Regions from separate parts of the Homo sapiens genome. Here region 1 is linked to region 2. A link is a loop called in an ENCODE intact Hi-C map of the cell type or tissue named here. Cell type or tissue: OCI-LY7. All regions are shown on one strand. Each heading gives the region's core, and the rest is flanking DNA. Links, peaks and the distances in the headings are about the cores only. Region 1 overlaps TBC1D9 (TBC1 domain family member 9). Region 2 has its middle 52 kb from the start of TBC1D9.

What was found. Hi-C counts contacts between places; a loop is a spot of excess contacts. Peaks named below come from ENCODE experiments on the same cell type or tissue, not always from the same donor. Only the 100,000 strongest peaks of a DNase experiment are listed, where the experiment ranks them.
Region 1: a loop joins it to region 2, with 6 times the contacts of the local background. A loop is called at or near these places in 3 of 110 quality-filtered maps.

The regions. Positions count from the first base shown.
Region 1 is chr4:140,716,642-140,729,291 of GRCh38, reverse strand. The region is part of intron 1 of TBC1D9 (TBC1 domain family member 9); the gene reads left to right. It overlaps LOC124900786 (a long non-coding RNA gene), which reads right to left and starts at 676. Exons shown (of 3, transcript XR_007058282.1): 1 at 648-676; 2 at 289-350. RefSeq lists an enhancer at 8,284-8,343. In OCI-LY7, for the core only: no CTCF peak of the experiment used is centred there; DNase peaks (open chromatin) are centred at 8,091, 8,661 and 9,441; H3K4me3 peaks cover 2,443 bases; H3K27ac peaks cover 2,843 bases.
Region 2 is chr4:140,802,124-140,814,773 of GRCh38, reverse strand. No RefSeq gene overlaps it. Among named protein-coding and RNA genes, the nearest start is that of TBC1D9, 52 kb to the right of the region's middle. In OCI-LY7, for the core only: a CTCF peak has its summit at 7,135; DNase peaks (open chromatin) are centred at 6,313, 6,703, 7,073 and 7,454; H3K4me3 peaks cover 2,666 bases; H3K27ac peaks cover 5,297 bases.

The DNA of each region.
Region 1 (12,650 bases), core at 3,224-11,223, 86 kb after region 2:
ATCTTATGAAAAGTAAATTATCTAGTATACACATTACGTCTGTGTAATTTTACTTTTACGTAGAGCTTCACATTCTGAGATCCAATGAGGTGGTTTCATCCTGTCGTTATGGGAAACGTGAAATGTCAACCTTCAGAGAGGGTAACCAATTAATGGCTGTGGCAAATGAGGACTGCATGACAGAGGGAAAATCCAAAAACAGGAAAGAGTAAGAAGAATAGAAAGATGTTAAAGCATTGCCAAGAGGATCTAGCATGGGCCCCAGAATGACACTGAAAATTTATTTACCTTCCATGTGCCTCAGTTTTCATCCAGAGAAGTAGATTTCGACCTGGTCCAGTGGCTCATGCCTGTAATCCCAGCACGTTGGGAGGCTGAGTCAGGTGGATCACTTGAGGCCAGGAGTTTGAGACCAGCCTGGCCAACATGGTGAAACACCGTCTCTACTAAAAATACAAAAATTAGCCAGGTGTGGGTGGCGCACACCTGTAGTCCCAGCTACTTGAGAGGCTGAGGAAGGGGGATCGCTTGAACCCGAGAGGCAGAGGTTGCTGTGAGCTGAGATCGAGCCACTGCACTCCAGCCTGGGCGACAGAGCCAGTCTCCTTCTCAAAAAAACAAAAAAAGCCGAGCGTGGTGGCACGTACCTGTAATCCCAGCTTCCCAGCTACTCGCGAGGCTGAGGCACAAGAATCGCTTGAACCCAGGAGGTGAAGGTTTCAGTGAGCCGAGATTGCATCACTGCACTCCAGCCTGGGTGACAGAGTAAGACTGTCTCAAAAAAAACAAAACAAACAAACAAAAAAAACAAGTAGATTTCTACTTTTCTAAGATGGCTAACTTAAATTAATTGAAAGTTTTGTTAAAACTGTTACTTTTTTTTTTTTTTTACCATTTAAAGTTAAAAATTTTTTAATATAACCCAGAAACACTTGACTTTGAGAGAATTCTGTTTATTTTCCCCTTTCATTGGATTATGGCCAACATTCCTGACTGGTGCAGAATATGGTATCAAAAGAATGTCTGCAGTATGTAGCCAGTGACCTTTATAACAACTGTGTGCATTGCATTTGGTGGAACAGTGTTTACCATCTTACTTTCTTTATTAACTTTGGGCCAGTAGAACCTGCTTGTTTTAGCTTTAGCCATGGCAACAGGCCAAATATCAGAATGACTCCCTATACTACTTCTGCAAATACTTTAAAAATAAATGTGTCCTTCCTCCTATAGGAGCTAGAGTTAAAAGTAAAAAAGTAAAATAAAAGAAATGTGCATGGAAACTCTACTCTATTTTTCTGGTAGACTATGATTTCTTAAAGAAAATTTTATCTGGAGAAAGAATTTAATTAGCAAAAGGTAATACTCCTTCCGTGCAATTAGAGAAACTAGAGATAGCAAAGAGAGGCCAACTGACTGCTCAGGTGGAGTTTACCAGCAGGTAGTACTTTGATGGGTGTTATGCCATTCCCACCCCTTTTTTTTTTTAACTTCCTGGCTAATTCGTCACTCATTCATTCATTCATTTATTCACTTGTTCACTCATGGAACAGATATTAGGTGCTTATCACATGTAGGCACCAAGGATGCAGAAATACATGACAAATTTCTTTGCTTAAGAGACTGTATTCAGCAAGAATCTGCTGAATAGCACATTCTGAGTCAGAACAATAGATTTTTAATATGGAAATTAGTTTCTTGGTTTTTGATAAGACTTAATGAGAGGCTTTCAAATGCACACTGTAATATATGTGCCCTTTATGGAAAATAGTTATTTGTGCTGAATGGGGATTATAGCATCACAAAATGTCCACGCTTCCATCCTAGGCCATAGGTGGTTTGGGACTCTGCCCCAGGCTGGGCTTTGAGAGCCTGAACGTGGCCACCAGAATGGGGCCTGGCCTGCCCCACTGCTGTGGGCAGTGATGCAAAGAGAGAATCAAAGGTGAAAGTAGATGCAGGAGCCAGGAGAGAGCCAGGTAGTCAGGAGTCTGACCCCTCAGGGGCTTGAGAATCAGATCCACAGTAGAGTCTTCCACTGGGGCAGTGAATAGGGGCAATCACTGCATTTCAAACAAATTACAGATAATTAGATGGTAACTCATTATGGCTGTGTTTTGCACACTAGGCTCTGTGAACTGCTGGGGATCTGTATACCTCTCAGAGTCTAAGTTCTCTCTATAATTTTTAAATTTGATATTTTCATTTTTGTTATGATGTTAAGAATGCTAACAAGATAACCTTGATACAAGTTTATTTGGGGTTATCAGAATGACCACCTTATGACTCACCACTGACACCCAACTTTAGTGTTTGAGTTGGCACTTGGATTTATGACTGGGTTGACCGCATATCAGTTGTTATGAGATATTGAGTAAATGACAGAGGCAGCTTGACTATGTAACAGATGCATTTGGGCAAAAGAAGGGCAAATGATTTTGCAGCACACTAAGCAAAGAATAGAGAAAAGTTGTGGTAGAGTAACTGCTTTGTGTAACAAAGATAATGTGGTATGCTGAATTCAGGAGAACTTGGGCCATGTTACTCTGTACAGCATTTCTGATCAAGTCGTGATTTAGTTTTAACAAAACAATCTCATCTTGCACAATAAGTAAATGTGGTTATTTCAGACTTTCATTGGTTTTATAATTTTACCATATTTATTTTTAAATATAGCTTGGTTTTATAATTATATTATAAATGAGCTTTGAACATAAGAAGTTTATACTTGGTTTTATGTTTGTGTGTATTTAAGTAACACCATTTCAAGACAAGGTAGTATTGGGGGTAGGGGTGTTGTGAGAATGTCTCTACTTTCAAGCCCCATAATTCACATTTAGGAAAAGATGTAAGAGGAGAAAAGTTTGCGCATGTTGACCCTGAGCAGCTGTCCCTCAAGCATCCCCTAATTCTTGAGGTTAATAATTTATTAGTGTTCTCAACAAAGAATGTATTTGACACAGGCACAAATATACTTTTTAAAATTTTTAAAATTTTTTTTTTTCTGAGGCGGAGTCTCATTCCGTCGCCCAGGGTGGAGTTCAGTGGTGCAGTCTTGGCTCACTGCAGCCTCCACCTCCAAGGTTTGATTGATTCTCCTGCCTCAGCTTCCCAAGTAGCTGGGATTACAGGCATGCACCACCACGCCCAGGTAATTTTTGTATTTTTAGTAGAGACGGGGTTTTGCCATATTGGCCAGGCTGGTCTTGAAATCCTGACCTGAAGTGATCAGGAGTTTGAGGTGATCAGGAGACCTGCCTTGGTTTCCCAAAGTGCTGGGATTATAGGCATGAGCCACTGTGCCTGGCCAATTTTTTAAAGTTTTGAGTAACAATATATTTATATGGTTCAAAGATCCAAAGATATTAAACAGCATACAGTGGAAAATTTCTCAGCCCTATTATCACCGACTCTAGGTCACCATTGTATTTATTTTTTCATGTTCTCCAGATTCTTTTTGCATGTACAAGCAAATTACAATATGTAATTTTATCCCACACTTCCCTGAATCCTTTGTACAAAAAGGTTTTTCCATACCGTGCTTTTTTCAGTGAACAATTGCCGTGCCCAACCCCTATTAACTCCAGGAGGGAAGGCACCAGGCTCAAGAGGCCAAAGATGAGATCCGCATCCAGCAAACGAGATATGGGGTTTTACTAGAGGGAACTTATTTCCAGAGTGGTCCAGTGTCAGTGAGCTGGACAGGAGAACTGCCACCAGTTGTAAAAAGCATGCACTTTATATCACATTTTAACTTAGCACTCTCCCCGTAACAACCTCCACCCAGCAACCTTCATTTAAACTAAAACAAAGGGCCCCCATCCCCTGTACAGCTCTTGTTCCGCTGGACCTGACAGGGGTTCAGATGTTCCTCATAGATGAGGAATGAATCTCCAGGTTGGCTCCTCTTGAATTCCTTAACTTGGAACTCTGAACACACAATCAGGTGCATAGACCATACAGGGTCGTTCTCAGGGTATGCTTAAGTTATTGCTGTCAGGTTCATCTACCGTACAATGGTATATCTTTCTGTATCAAAACATAGCATGTCATCTTTCTTTTGCTTTTTATTTTTTATGATTGCACATTCCATTATATGGCAATGCCATCATTTTATTTACTCCTCTGTTAATGGACGTTTATTCTATTTTTCGGCATATACTATAAAACTGTTGCAATAAATAGCCGTGTACATATGTTATTTGGCTAATTGTGAAATATATTTGTGGAAAAAATTTCAACAAGTGAAATCGTAGGGCCATTGGTATATGCATTTGCAATTTTGATAGGTATTGCCAAATTCCCCTTCCTAGGGGTTTTACCAAGTTGCACGCTCACAAACCATGTGTGAGGAATGTCTGTTTTCCCAGTCTTGCAAAACAGAATGTGTTATCATATTATGGATTTTTGCCATTCTGACAAGTGAAAATGATATTTCAGTGTACTTCTAATTTGCATTTTCTTTTAAGTGTTGTTGAACATTTTTTCATGTTTACAAGCCATTTATAGATTTTTTTCCTATAAATTGTACTTGCTCTTTGCCCACTTTGTTTTTGGTGGTTGCTCCTTTTCTTATTGACCAATTTAGGAACTTTGTATATTAGGTACATGAGCCTTTTGTGTGTGATCTGAGTTGCAAGTTTTTTTTTTTTTTCCAATTTCTCTTAATTTAATGGTGTTTTTGACATGTAGAAGTTTGAATTTTTATGTAGAAGAATATATCAGGTTTTTCATGGCTTTGGGATTGTGAGTCACAGTTAGAAAGCCTTCACCACTCTAAAATTCAAAGAGAATCTTGAAGAAAACTTTCAAAATTTTGTATGCATCAGTGCTGGTTAGGTTGCCATTGAGAAAATGGCCGCTGTGTACCTGGGCCAGATCATAGTTATGTGAGGCTGGAAATTTATGGCTCATTCTACATCATTCTTGTCTGTAGCATAGCTTCAGGGAGCTGGTGCTGGACAAAGCTATATCCAGTTGCCTATTGAACTATTAACAGACCAGCTCCGTCCTTAGCTTGTATCCCATTTCTTTTTCTTGGTACTTTTGAGTGGATGGTGAGAAAGAAGAGGTAGAGTAGAAATGACCAGCTGGTCCGGGACACTGTGCCATGGCCTTGCATTAATCAGGCCTGTTTGGTCCCATTCACAAATATGCCATCATTTGTTATTTTTATGACATTTAGTATCTCAAATGCGTTCAGAAAGCAATGCCACCTCAATAGTTGAGAAGTGGCTTTGATCTTTTAACTTGACATTTTTGGCTGGCTCACACCTGTAATCCCAGCGCTTTGGGAGTCTGAGGTGGGAGGATCGCTTGAAGCAAGCAGCTTGAGACCAGCCTAGGCAAAATAGTCAGACTTTGTCTCTATAAAATAAAAATAAATTAGCTAGGCATGGTGGTTCACGCCTGTAGTCCAAGCTACTCAGGAGGCTGAGGTGGAACATTTGAACCCAGGAGTCTGAGCTATGATCACACCACACACTCCAGTCTGGGCAACAGAGCAAGACCTTGTTTCTAAAAATAACATAGATAAATAAATATGAATTAAAAATAAATATACGACAGTTTGTGGGGCTTATATGTTAAAATTTTTCTCATTTCAGTAATTCTAAGAGCCTGTCCCAATTTGAAGGAATCTATGTTAAAGACTGGGAAGTAGGCCGGGCATGGTGGCTCACGCCTGTGATTCCAGCACTTTGGGAGGCTGAGGCAGGCGGATCACTTGAGGTCAGGAGTTTGAGACCAGCCTGGCCACTATGGCGAAACCCTGTCTCTACTAAAAATACAAAAATTAGCCATGCATGGTGGTGCACACCTGTAGTCACAGCTACTTGGGAGGCTGAGACAGGAGAATCACTTGAACCCAGGAGGCGGAGGTTTCAGTGAGCCCAGATGACGCCATTGTACTGGCCTGGGCGACAGAGTGAGACCATGTCTCAAGAACAAAAAAAATCTGGGAAGTAAAGACCTGAAGCCAGGTCTGTGGCTGACACCTTCTCTTACTAAACCCTTCAAGGACACTGGCAGTTTGGTAACGCAGGTTGAAGCCATAATGATCTAAGTTGTGGAACATGGACATCCTTTGTATTCATGCAGGTTACCCAGGGTCCTGAGAAGAGAAGCTGAGAGTACATAGCATGTAACAGTAATTACTAAGCATTATTAGAGTTTGTAATTCAAGATGCCATAATCACTCAGACACAGTAAGGCCTTTCTTGTTTGGAAGAACTCTAATGAGTGGGTCCTGTGATTTCCATTATACAATGTCATTTGATAGCCTAAGAAAAGGTTAAACATTTACCCCCTCACAAAGAGGTTGAATCAAGTAAAGAGTGGGGAAGGGACAGAAAAGAAAAAGGGGGATTGAGAGGTGAGAGAGAACCCCGAAGAGTAATAAGCTATAACTCAATGGGGAGGAGAACTCCCGGTGAAATCCATGTTCTGAGAAGGAAAGGACAGGGGAGAATCAGAGGCATGTCCAGGAGGGGGTGAGAGTGACATTTCAGACAAAGTAGTGATGAGAGTCTTTTCCTAGTAAAATTTAAAAAAGAAATAACACCAGCCTGGAGCAGAAAATAATGTTTTATTTGTTTTAATAATAATTGAAGAGTAAAAAGATAGTTTACAAGGGTATCATTTTTAAGAATTATCATTAGGTCAGAATTTTAGTGTTCTCTATCATTATGTGATTTGCCAGCCTAGCTTCTCCCCACTCATCCCAAGGTTCCTTAAGATCAACATGGCATTACCAGGACCCAGCCCAGTGCCAGACACATGGTAAGTCACTTAGCAAATGTTTCCCAGATGAACAAATGATTGAATGATAAATGAATTTGCTGTTTGGAGTATATTTAGACCTCTGCCCCAAGTTTAATAAAAATATTTATGGTGCTGGCTTTAAGACATTGAGTTACCTGCCTATCTGCAGTACCAGATGGAAAGGTTAAGGGGAAGGATTTCAACAACCACACTTGGTTGCAGTTTACATTGCTGCTTCTCTTTATTTCTGAGCTTTTTTCCCCCTCTTTCATTAATGGAAAATGAATGAGTGAAATTTAAAAGTGATTAGTGGAATTTCTCAGGCATGTTCCTTTCCTTGTTTCCATGCCATTTGAAGCTATTATGGTTGAAGCTTGGTCTGAGTAAACATTTTCTCACCCCCCATAGGCTCCCCTGCTACTATGAATTGAACTTCAGTTAACTACTTCCATTGATTAAAAAACAGACTCCTATAGGAGTCCCAGGACAGGGGAGGAATAAATCCTGGCCTGGTGATGGGACAGGCCAGACCTGGGAGAATGGGCTAGGTATGTAGATCCACTGAGGCTAGGCATGGAGTCTGGTAAGGGCTCAGCAGAAGGCAGTTGGTTAAGGTCTAGGCCGAGATGAGCAGATGTGAGCAGGTAGAAGGACTACATGCTCAGGAGATATGAGGTGTTGGGCAAGTTATCAAGACGGGCATTCAGTCACAGGAGAACAATTCTAGACACTGGGTCAAAATGATCCTGTTATTAATAAAACCAGCAGGAAGATGGGGGTTTGGAATCTATCAACATTCCAGAAGTTACACAAATGGGGATTACGGAGAATACTGAAATTGTTATAGATTATCAGCTAAAAATAATGAAAATGGGAAGGATGCTGTGGAATCTGAAGTAGGTAGGGATTGAAATAAGGTTGAATTTTCTGGAAGCTAGAGAAAGTCCAATTATTCCTCTTTGTATTTGTGTGACTTCCCTCTTAGCATCCTCAACTCCCTTGAACTTATCCTAGAAGCTGATGCATCGACACTCCACAGGCTCTGGAGTCCAGCCGCCCTGGCCCAATGACTGGAGCTGCCACTTAGTAGCTGCCACCTGGTAGCTGCATGCCCCAGTGTCCTCATTCATCAAATAGGGATAATAATTGCATGTATGTCTTAGGATATTGTGAGGATTAAATTAGAAAATGCACATAAAGTGATTAGGAGCCTACCTGGCGTAAGGTCACCACTGTTAGCTATTACTGATGATATTTGATTGTTGTTTCAAGGGTTAATTGAAATAGTGTATGTGTGGCGTATCTAGTACATTTTAGTTTCACTTCTGCCTTTTTGTAACAAAGCCAACCAGAATATAAACAAGATTTATAGTGCAAATGGAGACCATGTTCCCCAGACCCCGCTGCACCCTCAGAGAGGGGCCCCCAGGATCTCCAGTCTTCCCCACCCTTCTAGGTCCACTTATCTGCGGCCAGTTAGGTGCGGTGCAAGTCCGGGAACCTTCTTCAAAGACTGGCTGAGCTGAGTGAGGGCTCTGACCTCGGTGAAAGAGCACTTTCCAGGAGCAAAGAGAGAAAGGAGCTGCACTTGCCTGTTGGGCCACTGTGGCTCCTGTCTGGGCGCACACACAAAGAGCTGGTCTGTGGTCTCACCTACAAGGGTCATGTTGTTCCCTTCCAGAGAACAAACAGAAAATATTAAACCTGCTGAGGCTGGAACTTGTCACTGAGGTTAGAAGCTTACGGGTCACCTTAGAAACCAGCTCTTCAAAGGTTACTCCTCCAGGAAGAGGGTGCATTAAGGAGCCTTTCCCCTAACAGAAATAGCAACAGCAGAGAACTTGCCCTCTTCTCTGGGATGGCCAATATTACCACCCAGGTAATATGCTGGTATCCTCACTGGCCCTGACGGGCCACAGCCTGCATTTCCTGTGTGTGGGAAGCAGCAGAATAGACTGGCTTGGACAGTTGAGCAAATCCCAGCTTTGCTCACTTAATGTCTCAGCCTCCATTTCCTCATCTGTGAAATGGAGATAATAATTAGCTGGGGTTTTGTGCAGATTAAAGAGATAATTCTGTATTAGGAAACCTCCTAGCCTAAAAGAAGGGGCTTAATAAATCTCCTCTTCCTCATAAGAAGTTTCCTAACTGGTCTTCTGCTCCTGTTGTCTCTTTCCTAACTACCACACACTGTTGTTAGAGTGGTTTTTATACAACAACACATGTGACTCCTGAGCCCAGAAACTTTTTGTTTTATTGATAAAGTTTAAGCAGTTTATCTTGAGGCTGCCCACCACAATCTGATGTCTATCCCAAACCTTTCAAGCACTCCCTTGCTATTGAGCTGATGGACTTACTGCTCCCCACACATCCCATGTGCCTTCCCACCTTGGGGGCTGCCTTCAGCCACCGCAATCGGTACTATTTATTGAACACCTACCAAGTGCCAGGTGCTGTGCAAAATTGGTTCATGTGCAATATTTCCTTTAATCCTCATTACAACCTCTCAGGAAGATACTATTATCTTCATTAAGTGGGTGAAGAAATTGTGGTTTTTATCAGTTATATAGCTTGCCCCAAGGTCATGACCCTAGGAAGCAGTGGAACAGGGATTCCACCCAGGTTCTTAATGCAAAGCCTGTGGTTTTGAAAAGCTACCTTCCACCAAACCCAACTCCAGGAGGCAGTTCAAAACAGTCTCCTGCATGAGTATGCCAGCCTTGGGTAAGTACCGTGTAACATCTTCTGTATTACCCTTGAGCTATGTACCCTTGAACTGACTGAGCAAATGACCATTCTAATGATTGCTATTTGTATGTGCTGCTTCTTTCTTCGCAGCCAGATCCTATTCTCAAAGACATCAGTGATAGATTATATTTCTAGTGCCCAGCAAAGCTTCCTCTCCACAGGTGCTCAGTGTCTATTTCATGATGCTAAGGATGAAATCACATCATGCCTCCAGGACTAAGGCCATATTTTTCCTTTACCTCTTCTAGACACTAATAATCATGGTGACTACTTCCTGGGATTCAGAACATAACTTTAGCAAGCACTTCCTTCCAGTGCCCAGCTTCCTTCTCTGTAGAAAAAGAAGATGCAAGTTTATGTCTTGACGCTCCTTCCCTGCTCCAAAATTAAGCATTATTTAAAGAAAAATCCTAGTTAGATTACATGAGTGAGAGACTCTACAGTTTTTGAAGCACTCCCATACACAGTATGTCATCTGTTTCTCAGCAGCCCTGGGAGACTAGCAGGGAAGATGAAATATCCCTGATGTAGTGGCAGGAAACTATGACTCAGAGAAGCTAAGTGACTTGTCTGAAGCCACACAGCTTGTGAGTGGGGAAATGAAGACTTGAATCCACTTTCTTTTATTTATTTATTTATTTATTTATTTATTTATTTATTTATTTATTTTGAGATGGAGTCCTGCTCTGTCGCCCAGGCTGGAGTGCTGTGGCATGATCTCAGCTCACTGTCACCTCTGTCTCCTGGGTTCAAGTGATTCTCCTGCCTCAGCCTCCGAGCAGCTGGAATTACAGGCACCCACCACAGCCAGCTAATGTTTGTATTTTTAGTAGAGACTAAAAATACAAATTTTTTTTGTGTTTTTACAAAAATAAAAACAGCCTTGCCATGTTGGCCAGGCTGGTCTTGAACTCTTGACCTTAAGTGATCCATCCACCTTGGCCTCCCAAAGTGCTGGGATTACGGGTGTGAGCCACCAGGCCAAGACTGAATCCACTTTCTCTGATTACTTTACACAACACTAGGTAGGAATATTAGGGACATTCTTATTGCTGTCATAGAAATAGGCCAGAACAAACATCTAAATGTTTTTCCTTAGACTGCTGGGTGCTCTTTCGGATTTAAGTTAAATGAGCTTAGTTTTTCTAGGGGTTTCCCTGGTGATCTTCTGGAAATTATTTGAAAATAGCCATGTTGGTAATTTCCTAATCATGTGGCTTGTTCGTTGTGAAAATGTTCAGTCATTGTTGTTGCTTATTCATTGGACTGTCTGGGAAGAGCTAAGGAGGTATGAGGCCCTGGGTTTATGTGGGGTAATTATTACATGGAGGATTATATAGGGTAGCTCTGACTCTGTTTTCCTCAGGGTTCATTCAGAGGAGAGAGTAATGAAGACCAGAGATCCTCACACTTTTGCAAAGAGGGGATTGTTCTGTCTTAATAAAAATGTTCAAAGAACTAGCATAAAGATCAGGCAAATGTCCTGTGAGTCACCTCCCAATGTGCATAGCTGAATGTACTTTTTTTTTTTTTTTTTCTGAAAAAAGGAACAGAAAAAAAACTAGGTATATCACATTTAAATAAAATAAAGCATATTTCATTTAACTTTTTAAAAGCAAACTATGGGGAAACTATATACTATTTACTCAATTGAATTAGTATATACTAATTACTCAATTGAATCCCATCAGTATGCATTGAAATTAAATGTATAGAAATATTGTAGAGTAAAGCACTATTATCTAAAATGCTTTTATGCTTTATTTGTTCTAATACAGAGCTTTCTACCTATTTTCATATCATAGCATACTTAGAAAATGATAGTGTTTGCAGGGCACAAAAGGTATCCTAAGAGCCAAGAGAACAAGTATATTGCTAGCTTGTCATCATTTCCTGGGGTACCACTGGGAAGTTGTGACCTGTAGACTTAAAGAAATAAGTTGGGGGGCTCCTGGGGATACCATGGCTTTCCAGTCTGTCTTTCATGACTGCACTGTGTTCTACCCAGTGGGAACCCTGAGAACATGAAACACATACTTGTCCCAATCACATAATCTTCACGCTGCACCTGAGCTGTAGAAAGAATCTGTTTCCCTGATCTGTGTTCTAGATTTCATAGAGGCCCCGGCCTTCCACCAGCAAAGGAAAAGTTTTGAAGCCAGCAAGTTCTGAGATGAGATGCCTAGTGCTGCCCTTGCCCATTTTCAGCTGAAAGTGAAGGTTTATTGTACCCAGTATATGCTTCAGATAAATTAATTTGATAGTCATAAATGAAATATTGTCCCAACAGGAAAGCTGAGTCATGTCTAAAAGGATTATGCATGGTGAATTAGCCATTAACAAAGAATCATTGCCATTATTGAATCATTTATGTCATAGTTATTGAACAGGAAGGCCTCTACGGTTAGAAGAAGCAGCTTAAATGTTGTTGTTTTTATAACTGGAAAATTTTAAAAACAACAACTTGGGCTTTTCCCCTCTCCCTCTCTCTTTCCTGACCCCTCTCCCAACTCCGGCTCCAAAACAAGACAGGAAAGTTGGGCAAAAGCTCCTGTCTGCATCTCCTGGTTCAGGTAACATATGTTGATTCTCTAAAGGATTATGACTTTTATTTAGGGTGATGTAACAGAACGTGAGGAAGAAAGTGAAACCTTTGTTTATTCAAAGAGGATATTCTTTGAGAAACACTGGCATAAAATAAATTCTTGCAGGTGACTGTCTTTTAAAAAGTTTCAAAATATTTATTTTGATATAACCCAAGTCTTTCATTGTATTATTGTTTTATTAAATGCAGAGATAGGTTGAGACCAAACCTGGAGTTGCTTTTTTTGTTGTTGTTGTTGTTTGTGTTTTTTTTTTTTTTACAGCCCCCATTACTCTAAACTCAGTTTAAATGAGCATGTTTTAAATCAGCATAGTGGGTTGTAGAGGGTGTGGGTGTGTGTGTGATTTTTGCTTTAAGGAACTAGGTGTAGACAATATAATTAAGGGTGAAAAAAACGTAAGTTCTTCATTACTTTAAATTTCCCCATTCACTAATCAATAATATAAAAATAATTTCTCCCACCTTGTGTTTTTGCTCATCAGTTTCTAACTGAGGATGTAAGGAGTCAGTGATACTGTTGGTATCCTACCCCTCTGTT
Region 2 (12,650 bases), core at 2,447-10,446:
CCCGGGAGGTGGAGGTTGCGGTGGGCCGAGATCGTGCCATTGTACTCCAGCCTGGGCAACAAGAGTGAAACTCTGTCTCAAAAAAAAAAAAAAAAAAAAAAAAAAGAAAAAACAAAAGAAAAAGAAAAAGAAATTGAAAAAGGATGGCTGGAGACAGATGAAAACAAAAACCCAAGCCTGGTGTGAGGAGCACCAGCAACTGTGTTAGGGACAGGGTGGGAAACTTACAAAACTGTATTGCTAAACCATTTAAAAAATAATGTTATATAAAATACCAGTTCTAATGCTTGCTTATTCTCAACCAAAGAATTTATAGTTTTCACAGCACACGTTTTCCAAAGTGTTTCTCAGGCCTTAATTTTTCTCTACTAATCAGATTGATATTTTTTTTAGGAATGTTTCTAAGAGTGTGTAATGGGAGTAAACTAGAAAAATGTTATTTACTGTATAGGCAACAGAGCTGGAAGATATATTTTTTAAAAATTAAAGGAGACCTGGTTTTAAAGTATAACCATATTAATGCTATGTTGCTTGATACATACAACTAAGTTCAAGTATTTATTAAAGCAACTGGCAAAAATGCATTTATGGCTTAGCTCTTTGGATGTAAAGATGGACTGAAGTGATAGGAGACACCTCTCCCTTCAAGAGCTATACAGTATAATCACAGTGGTAAGATGTTGGAAGGCACACCAGCTGTATTTTTAAGCCACACGATGATATTATCAAAGCTGCTGTGGCAGGCTACTAATTGCCCTCACCCACAACCCCAGATCCATTCTCTCTTCATAGTCACGGTGTAATTCTGGCCCTGCACAGGCTGTCAAGCTAGAGGCTATCTCCCAGCTTTTCTGGAGTTAAATATGGCCATGTGGTTAAGTTCTTACTAAAGATGAAATCTTCTCTGTCACTTACTTAAAGTCACTTAATCCTAGATTTCCTCTTTCCCCTTCCCACTGGCTGGAACATAGACCCCACAACAATCCCCCTTCAACTTCATGGATGGGGACAACACCCTAGGATGGCAGAGCAACAGGGGGAAGGGACTTGGGATGCAACTTATCTGGTAATGCAGAGCTGCCTTCTCAGCCCGGATCACTCACCATGGACTATTACATGAGGGAAAAATAAACCTCTCTCTTCTTTAAGCACAGTACTGTGGACATACATATTGGCCTTAAATCTAACTGGTAGAGCTACTATTTATTGAATGATTAACATGTTTTCTATACATTAGCTCAACAGATCTATACACAATTCTGTGGGGCAGTTATTTCATATTCCCATTTACAGATCAAAAAACTGAGATACAGACAAACAGATTAAGTAATTTGCCTTGACCAAAAACTAGCAGGTGCTGGAGCCTGGAGTTCATGTCTGCATGACTCCAAAGCCCACAGTTTTAACTCACTGCTCTTATTATTAATTATTCTTATTTTAGTAAGAACAATTTTATGTTAAATCCTTTTTTTAATTTTTAACTGACAAATAAAATGGTATATATTTATTGTGTACAACATGATGTTCTGAAATATGTATACACTGTGAATGGCTAAGTTGAGCTAATTAATGTGCATTACCTCACATATTTATTTTTTGTGGTGAAAGCACTTAAAAATCGATTCTCTAGGCCAGGCATGGTGGCTTATGCCTATAATCCCAGCACTTTGGGAGGCCAAGGGGGTAGGTCACTTGAGCTCAGGAGTTTGAGACTAGCCTGGGCAACATGGTGACACACCTTCTATATATTTTTTTTAAAAAATCTATTCTCTTAGTGATTTTCAAAATAGATTACTAACTATAGTCACCATGTTGTACAATAGATCTCTGGGACTTATCCCTCTTATCTAAACTTTTTTTTATCATTTAACCAACATCCCCCGACTCGCCACCCCCCATAGAGTGCTCTACTTCTATGAATTCAGCTTTTGTAAATTCCATGTATGCATGAGATCATGCGGCATTTGTCTTTCTGTGCCTGGTTTATTTTGCTGGACATAATGTCCTCCAGGTTCATCCATGCTGTCACAGATGACAGGATTTCCTTCTTTGTTAAGGCCCAATACACTGCATTCTTTTAAAATATTTCAAAATAACTAATAACTTTTATTTAATAAGTAATCATTTTAAGTATTACTAAAGTAACTTCTGTTTATTGGATGACTGATATCAGACTCTATACTAATTGTTTTACGTACACTAACTGATTTCATCTTTATAAAAATACTATGGGATAGTCATTATTTGTATCCCCCTTTTGCAGGTCAGGAAACTGAGTGGTGAAGCAAGTCACCCAAGGTCACTGTTAAGGGCAGAGTTATGCCCACCCACCTGCCAAAAATTTCCGAGTTCTGTCCCCCTCTCAGTACCTCAGAAGGTGACCTTATTTGGGAGATAGGTGACTCGGGAGATAAGGGATTATGGGTAAATAAGTTAAGACAAGGTCATTAGGTTGGCCTAAATTCAATATGACTGGTGTCCTTATAAAGAGGGGAAATTTGGACACCAAATTTGCATGTGCAGAGGAAAGACCATGTGAAGACACAGGGAGAAGACATCTACACGTCAAAGAAAGAGGTTTCGGAAAAAACCAGCTCTGCTCACACCTTGATCTTGGCCTTCCAGCCTCCAGAACTGTGAGGAAATCAATGTTTGTGGTTGAAGCCACCCAGTCTGTAGGACTTTGGTATGGCAGCCCAAGTTGACTAAGACAGTCACGCAGATAGGTAGATGACATCTGTTGAAGAAGGTGTAAGTTCAGAGCTCAGAGTAATTGCTGCGACAATGTCATGGAGGAGAAATAAATGTCAGCTAGAGGATTCAGCACCAACCTCGCTGTGGAGATGGCAGTTGAACAGGGCCTTGAAGAACTATAGAGGTATCCTCCAGGATGAGAAAAATAACAAGTGCATCTGCAGGGAGTGGAGGAGGACAGCCCAGGATGCACGGTCTCTGCAAAGTGAAGTGGGGCATTGCTGGGGCTCCAGGGGGTGTGAGCCCACTGTCAGCCCCAAGCCTGCTTCTCTAGTTGAATGCCCTGGGGAGGGGGCATAGGAACCTGCTGGCTGTGGCAGCCAGTGCAAAGAGGAGCCCACCAGCTGGGTGTGGGAGCTGGAAACTGTCCCATGCAGGGAGGCTTTTAATCTCCCTCAGCAGCTTCGGGAGCCTTGGCCTCCAGGGAGAGGTGCCTTCTGCTCTCACTGGGAGGCTCCCATCTGCTCACCACCCTGTGAAAATCCACAGCCAGGACCTGGGTGACGCCTCTGCTTTTTGACCTTTCCCATGTAGAGAGCTTAGTTTATTTGTTTTCTACTCTAATTATAAGATATTTCTAAACGGCTCATCCACTAAAACCTCTGTTTGTTAGTCTAGCAGGTAGCGAAGCTCCCCTGTTTAAAATAAAATATACTTCTCTTGCCTTTCCCACACTGTGAGGGTTAATTCTATGTGTCAGCTTCACTGGGACACAGTGCCCAGATATTTGCTCATTTTTCTAGATGTTTCTATGAAAGTATGCTTTTTGGGATGAGATTAAGATTTAAGTCTGTGGACTTTGAATAAAGCAGGTTACCCTTCACGATGTGAGTGTGCCTCATCCACATTCTATTGAATGGGAGGGAAGGAGGGAAGGAGAGAGGGAGAGAGAGGGAGAGAGAGAGGGAGAGAGAGGGAGAGAGAGGGGGAGAGTGAGGGAGAGAGAGGGAGAGAGAGAGAGAGAGAGGGAGAGGGAGAGAGAGGGGGAGAGTGAGGGAGAGAGAGGGAGAGAGAGGGAGAGAGAGGGAGAGAGAGAGAGAGAGAGAGGGAGAGAGAAGGAGAGAGAGGGAGAGTGAGGGAGAGAGAGGGAGAGAGAGAGGGAGAGGGAGAGAGAGAGAGGGAGAGGGAGAGAGAGAGAGGGAGAGGGAGAGAGAGAGAGGGAGAGAGAGGGAGAGTGAGGGAGAGAGAGGGAGAGAGAGACAGAGGGAGAGGGAGAGAGAGAGAGAGGGAGAGAGGGAAAGGTGGGGAGAGGGAGAGAGGGAAAGGTGGGGAGAGGGAGAGAGGGAAAGGCGGGGAGAGAGAGAGATTGATTGAGAGAACTGACAAGGGCTGTGAAAGATGTTTAGCATGAAAAATTACTAAAAAAAAAAAAAAAATCAGAAGGGAGAGTTTTGTTTTTACATTTTCCTAATTAATTACCAAGACATAAACCACACCTGATCCATCAAATAGAAAATGACTAAAGAGGATGAAATGTGCCTTTCAAGTGATACAAATCTATGCATAGTCAGTATGAACAATAGCTAATACAGATGGGCAGGGAGACCAGGTAGGTACGATGGTGTAGTTGAAGTGGCATTGTCAGCCAGGTGCAGTGGCTCATGCCTGCAATCCCAGCACTTTGGGAGGCTGAGGCAGGTGGATTGCTGTTCCAGATGAGGCTAGGCAACATAGCCAAACCCTGTCTCTACAAAAAGTACAAAAATTAGCCAGGTGTATTGGTACATGCCTGTAGTCCCAGCTACTTGAGAGGCTGAGGTGGGATGACTATTTGAGCCCAGGAGGCAGAGAATACAGTGAGTCGAAATCGCACCACTGCACTCCAGCCTGGGCAACAGAGCGAGGCCCTGTCTGAGAGAGAAAGAGAGAGAAGAGAGAGAGAGAAAAGAAAGAAGAGAGAGAGAGTTGTCATGTTATATCGCAGAGCATTTTTTAAAAATAGGTATTTTCTATACTGTTGCAAAATGTGTATTTTTTTTTTAACTCTGAAAGAGAAGAAATAGAGCTGTGGCTTATGTTTCAGGATTTCTGCAACTGATTCCAAGTACAATCAGGTCGACAATAGTAGAATCTGTTTTTCAACTAGGAAGTTGTGGGGAGGAAGACGAAGTTCCTGTATTCCTTTCTTTCCTCTCCCGTGAGGCTATGTTCGTACTGGATTACATAAAGGAAGCTGCAGGCTGGTCAGCCTCCATCTCAGAGCTGTGACCTTGCTGGATCTTGCTGCTTTGTGGAGCAGTGCTTAATATTTAGGGCCTTAAATTGAAATCAGGCACCCGAACAGATATTTGTACACCCTTTTTTTTTTTTTGAGAAGGAGTCTTTCCCTGTCGACCAGGCTCCAGTGCAGTGGTACAGACTTGGCTCACTGCAACCTCCACCTCCTGGGCTTAAGCAATTCTCCTGCCTCAGCCTCCCAGGCAGCTGGGATTACAGGCATGTACCACCATGCCCAGCTAAGTTTTGTATTTTTAGTAGACAGAGGGTTTTTGTCATTTTGGCCAGGCTGGTTTCAAACTCCTGACTTCAAGTGATCCGCCCTCCTCGGCCTCCCATAGTGCTGGGATTGCAGGCATGAGCCACCGTGCCCGCACCCGGCCTGTACACCCATCTTCATAGCAGCATTATTCACAATAGCCGAACAGTGTAAACAACCCAATCCGCAGATGAATGGCAAAACAAAATATGATGTAGAATAGACATACAATGGAATAGTATTCAACCTTAAAAAGGAAGGAAATCCTTATAAGTGCTAAAACTAAGTGAACCTAAGTGAAATAAACCAGACACCAAAGGACAACTATTGTATGATTGTACTTATATGAGGCACCTAGAATAGTCAAGTTTATGGAGACAGAAAGTAGAAAGGTAGTTACCAGGGACTGGAAGAGGCGGGAATTTAGAGTTGTTTAATGAGTACAGAGTTTTAGTCTGGGATGATTAAAAACTTCTGCAGATGAATGGTTGTGATATTTGCAAAACAATGTGAAGGTATGTAATGCCACTGACCTGTACGCTTAAAAAAGGTTAAGATGGGGCCGGGCATGGTGGCTCACGCCTGTAATCCCAGCACTTTGGGAGGCTGAGGCAGGCGGATCACAAGGTCAGGAGATAGAGACCATCCTGGCCAACATGGTGAAATGCAGTCTCTACTTAAAAAAATACAAAAAAAATTAGCCGGACGTGGCGGCGGGCACCTGCAGTTCCAACTACTCGGGAGGCTGAGGCAGGAGAATGGCATGAACCCGGGGGGACGGAGCTTGCAGTGAGCCGAGATCATGCCACTGCACTCCAGCATGGGCGACAGAGCAAGATTCTGTCTCAAAAAAAAAAAAAAAAAAAAAAAAAGGTTAAGATGGTAAATCTATGTGATAAGACAAAAACTTCAGCTGAATTAAATTTAAAGAAGTTTAATTGAGCAATGAACTATTCACAAATCAGGCAGCCACGTGGTGGAAGATTCATGGACAGAATAAGGAAAGGGAGGTTCGGAAACAGCTGGATTGGTTACAGGTCTGCATTTGCCTTATTCGAACACCGTTCGAACGGTTGGCTACATTTCATTGGCCAAAACTTGGTGATTGGCACAACTGTAGGCTATGGTCTGTTTACACCTCCACTTGTTATAGTTTACAATGTACAGCAAAACCTTTAGGCTGAACTTAAAATACGTAAGGAGGCAGCTTTAGGCTAAACTTGATTTAACATATGTGTCTTTTACCATAATTCTAAAAGAGAAGATTTAGGGCTTCAGGGTTAGCCCAATCTGCGTTCAAATTTATGTCTACCACTGACTAATGATACTGCTTTGACCTTGACCAAATTTGTTAGGCTAAGAGCCAACTTCCCCATCTCTGAAATGGAGATGATAGTATCACCTGCTTTACAATGTTATTGTAAGGGTAAATAGCACAACATATGTAAAACTCTGAGCCCAACACTCAGCAGATGGAAATGTTGAAAGAATGTTGTTTATATTATTAGCTGTTATCTTCTGGGAGAAGAGAACTGAAACCTCTAAGAGGAACTAACAGTTTGCAATGCTCTGCTTTCTTTGGCTGAAGTTTTCATGACCCTCTGCATAAATAAACGAGTTTAAAAAAAAAAATCTTCTCAGTTGTGCAGATGTTCCTTTCCAAATATCCAAGTTACTCCAGGAAGCAGGAGAAAACAACTCCAAATCAGAGAAGACTGGACACATGAGTAGAACAGGAATAAAGTAAACATATCTTAAAATGCAAATAAACATTATCTGCAATAATGCAAAATGAACTTGCAACCATCTCGATTAAATGGGGGAAGAAATCCTGTAGAGTCTAACAACCAGGAGGTGGTACACGGCGATTAGCTGTCCAGCACCCTTTAACTTAGGCTGGGTTTAATGCTACTAACAGTCTATTTAGTTAGTATGCCCTCCACTGTTTGAGTTTAGAAAATGTGACAATATTCATAAGTTCCGCCAAGGTTGGTTCTTCTGTCCTACTTTTCCCATAAAACCTGTTACCCCACCATGGAATTTCCTACTACTTTTTAGGCTAAAGTTTCCGGAAAATAACATTTAAGTTTTATGGAGGGAATTTTGTTGTATCATTGGTTACTTTCTAAGTGATTGTTTCTTCCCAGTACATTTAATTTAACTGTCACCAGTTACACTCGAGTAACAGAGAACTCTGTTTTCTATCTGCAGTCTTCCCTTTGACTGTATCAAACAATGCAGATCTTCAGCTCTGCCACTACGCCAATATCTCCCAGCTCAATCCTTGGTCTTCAACAAACAGGATTTCCACTTACCTGCTCTAACACCTGAGGATAGATGAATATTTTCCTGCTTACCCAACACACTTTGACCCAAACTTAATCTACCAGTGTCTTTGCTAACCAGCTCACCTATGCTGCCTGGACCTCCTGTTTCCAGGTGGGAAACCAGGACTGCCATATAGAACCCATGGCCTGATGGCAGCACCTGGCTCAGCTTGCCAAGCTCTATGCTTAGGGAGGTGACTTTATCCAGTTTTCACAAAAGTTCTGCCCAGGTTGTAAATGGTCTAGTGGACGATCACAGATACCGCTATCTGTAGAACCTCTCTTTGCCATCTGGGTCACATCCAGTCGGTTGCCAAGTCCTGAAAATTATACCTCCTTATTAATTCCCACATTTGTATTCTCTGAAAAGCCCTGCTCAAGCCCTCAGTATTTCATGCCCTACACACAAAGTTCTAAATCATAGAGTATCAAAATATTCTATGGAGCTTTATAAAGTGCACACTCCCCAGCCCCATTTCTGGAGACTGTAAATCCACAGATCTGGGATGGGGACCGGGCATAGTTATTTTTAAAAAGCTCTACAGACAATTTTGATGTATGACTCTCTCTGGTTGAAACTACAATATTCAGCCTCTGGTCCCTCAACCCCCTCCCTCCCAACCATAGTTGACCATTTAAACACTGCTGTCCAGTGCATCTTCACTGTGAAGATGGTACTGCACTCTTGATCTTTGGGACAAAATTTAGAATCAGAACAATAACCAGAGCATATACTCTTTCCTCTTAAAGATCGCAAGTGATGAGGTTAATGACGCAGTTGGAGAAAATTCTGGTCTGACTAACACTTTCATTAGAAACTTGGTTGCTCTGCTTGGCTGGCTAGGTGTTTGTTTCTCAAGTTTCTCTCCATCCTGGCCATTGCTATCCTCTATCACTAAGACCATTGCAATAACCTTCTAACCGGTTTCCCAACCTTCTGTTTTACTTCCTACTCTGCACTGTCACAAGTGAATCCATTCTCTGCACTGCCCACAAGTGAAATCATTCTGGACGTAAATTTTAGCAAAACATTAATTATGTTTAAAATTCTACAGCGATTTCCCAGTACCTTGTGAGAAATTCCATACTCCTACCAAGGCCTTCCCAGAGCTGGCCCATGACTAATTCTCTTGCCTTATGGCTGGCCTTTATCCCTTATGTCCACTAGGCTCAAGGACCCAATAAAGTTCTTGTAGGTCCACAAATGCTTTGTGCTTCTCATCCCTGCACCTTTCTTAATTTTTTTTTAAAATAGGGATGGGATCTCACCATGTTGACCAGGCTGGGCTTGAACTCCCGGACTCAAACGATCCCACCTTGGCCTCCCAGACTGCTAGGATTACAGGTGTGAGGCCATCACACCTGGCCATCCCTGACCTTTCAACGCACTGTTCCTCTATCTAAGATATTCTCTCCAACATATCCCCTTTCCCTTTCATCTGACCTATTTACCACTCATCTTCCAGCTTTCAACCTTCAACACTTCCTCACAAGTCCTTCCCTGGCCTTTTTTTAGGATCAGCCCCTTTACAGTGTGCTGGGATGGCATCCATAGTTCTCTTATCATCTCATCATCTTAATGGCTCCTTTAGTGTCTGTTTCCCCCATTAGACTGCAAACTCCCTGAGGGTAGGACCATGTGTAAGTTTATCACTGCTGTATCCCCATGTCTGAAGTGGGCACATGGCTTGTGCTAGATACATGTTTACTGGAATAATAAATGTTGAGATCAGCAGAAAAATAAAATATGTTGGTAAGCATTTTTATGTGAAACAATTAAATAAAGTATATATACATCTATTGATCCAATACTCTGTGCTAGACATTTTTCTAGGGCCTTGGAAAACAAAAGAACAAGATGGGTTCTCTGACCTCCTGGAGCTGACAATTTAATGCAGGAAATCAATGACTATAATCCAAGTCCACCGTAGCTTCAGTAAAGGTTATAAAAAGTGCCTAGAGTTTTATATATCAACTCTGGAAAAAAGCAGTGCTATAAATATCTAAAACAATGATTCTTGAAGGTGGGCTCAAACTATCCCATAGCCTTCCATATGTATTCTTTAGGGGCTGCCTGGGTTCCTCTCCCAGCTCCACTATTTTTTATCTGTGCAACTTGGAGCAAGTTACTTAACTTCTCTGTACTTCAGATTCATAATTTCTATTAGTACAAGGATTAAGAAATTAATGTATTAAAGTGTTTAGCACAGTGCTTGTCACATACTAAGGGCTCAAAATGTGAGTTTTCATCATTATTATCAAGACTTAATACAGGTGGGTGCCAGTGGTTCACGCCTGTAATCCCAGCACTTTGGGAGGCCAAGGCAGGCGGATCACTTGAGGTCAGGAGTTCAAGACCAGCCTGGCCAACATGGTGAAACCCCGTCTCTACTAAAAATACAAAAATTAGCCAAGCATGGTGGCATGCACCTGTAATCCCAGCTACTAGGGAGGCTGAAACAGGAGAATCACTTGAACCCAGGAGGCAGAGGCTGCAGTGAGAGAGATCACACCACTACACTCCAGCCTGGGCAACAGAGCATGACTTCGTCTCCAAAAAAAAAAAAAAGACTTCATAGTTACAGGAAGTTTCTAAGAATAAAATTTGATGTTTGTTGGTCAGGCACAGTGGCTCATGCCTATAATCCTAGCACTTTGGGAGGCAGAGGGGGGCGGATCACGAGGTCAGGAATTTGAGACCAGCCTGGCCAACATGGTGAAACCCCGTCTCTACTAAAAAATAAAAAAAATAGCTGGGTGTGGTAGCGGGTGCCTGTAATCCCAGCTACTTGGGAGGCTGAGGCAGGAGAATTACTTGAATCCAGGAGATGGAGGTTGCAGTGAGCCAAGATCATGCCACTTCGCTCTAGCCTGGGTGACAGAGCAAGAATCCGTCTCTAAAAACAACAACAAAAAAATTGATGTTGTACTGAAAAATTAGCATATTCTAGAGTTTATTAAGGACTGTAATTCAATATTCTACTCAGATGACTGTGCTAGGCAATGCTTGCTAATGTATCAAAGTTCCTATTGCCCATGCACCTGCTCACATGTGGGTTGGAATTCCTGAAGTTTTCATGAAGCACTTCTTGTCATTAATGTTGCCCTGAGATAGTTATATTTTTTATTGTGGCTCTCTTTGTTCTTTTAGCTATCAATTCCCATTAGTTTAGCTTCATTGTTACCTATTTAGTTTATTATTGGTGATCTGGCTGACTCAGAAATTATTAAATAGATGCATCAACAATATTTTCTCGGATTATAATTTTTCAATAATTATACTTTTAAAAAAGTATACCTTGCAGTTCATACTTAAGTGACTGCATTCCTATTGGACACACAAATGGAAACCCTTCCTTTTTCCCTCTCAATTGCTTTTATAATAACTCTTCATTGCTATTACTAAAATAACTAAATTATTTTACAAATAGAAAATTGAAGTAGGTGTTCTAGATGGGCGAAGGAGTCTCTTGCACATTCTAAGTAGACCTAAGTCAAAAAGCCTTGGACTGGCCAGGCACAGTAGTTTATGCCTGTAATCCCAGCACTTTGGAAGGCTGAGGCAGAAGGATCCCTTGAGCTCAGGAGTTTGAGACCAGCTTGGGCAATATAGCAAGACCCCATCTCTTAAAAAAAAAAAAAAAAACTAGCTGGGCATGGTGCACACACCTGTAGTCTCCGCTATTTGGAGGTGCTGAGGTGGGAGGATCACTTGAGTCCAGGAAGTTGAGGCTGCAGTGAGCCAAGATCATGCCACTGCACTCCAGCCTAGACAACACAGCAAGACTCTGTCTCAGAAAACAAATCCTGGCTGGGCACTGTGGCACACGCCTGTAATCCCAGCACTTTGGGAGGCCAAGGAAGGCAGATCCCCTGAGGTCAGGAGTTTGAGATCAGCCTGGCCAACATAGTGAAACCCCATCTCTACTAAAAATACAAAAATTAGCCAGGTGTGGTGGTGCATGCCTGTAGTCCTAGTTACTAGGGAGGCTAAGACACGAGAATCGCTTGAACCTGGGAGGGGGAAGTTGCAGTGAGTCAAGGTCACGCCACTGCACTCCAGCCTTGGTGACAGAGCAAGACCCTGTCTCAAAAAAAAAAAGAAAAAGAAAAAAAGAAAAAGAAAAACACAAATCCTTAAAATAAGAAACAAATGATTCACACGAGCACACACACACACAAATACACTTAAAACAATGTCTGGCATATAGAATGTACTATGTAAGTGTTTCTGTTATTATTTAGCACAATAGCTTTTGACCTTTTTTTAAAAAAAAAGATGGAACTCCCTTCTGTGGTAGGCTGAATAATGACCCTCAAAGAGATCTACACCCTAATCCCTGCAGCCTGTGCATATTACCTTATACGGAAAAGGGGTCTTTCGAGATGCGATTAAATTATAGCGCTTGTGACAAGGAGATCATCCTGGATTATCCAGATGGGCCCAAAATGCAATCAAAGGTTTCCTTCTAAGAGGGAGGCAAAAGGAGATTTGACATAGAAGAGAAAGAGAGAGATGTGATAATAATAGAAACAGAGAGGGGTTTGATGATGCTATACTGCTGGCTTTGAATAGGGAGGAGCTGGATGTGGTGGCACGCACTTGTAGTCCCAGCTCCAGCTACTAGAGAGGCTGAGGCAGGAGGATCCCTTGAGCCCAAAAACTCAAGGCTGCAGAGAGCTATGATCCCACCACTGCACTCCAGCCTGGGCAACAGAGCAAGATCCCATCTCAAAAAATCAAACAAAAAATAAAAGAGGAAGGAAGGGACCATGGGACCATGAGCCAAGAAATGCCACCGGAACTGGAACCACATAGAATTTCCAGAGGGACACAGACCTGTGACCCTTTAACTTTATGTAGCCTAAATGGATTTTGGTCTTAGGGCTTCTAGAACTGTAAGAGAATAAATGAGTGATGTTTCAGAGTAACAAATTTTACAGCAGCCACAGGAAACTAATATAGGTCCTTTATTTCTTTAAATCTTATCTGAAAGGTTATTTTATATTATTACATTTTATTACATCTCAGTAACAATCAAAACTTTAAAAAATTAGTGGAAGAAAGATTAAGCTGTGGAAAGAAAGGTCAG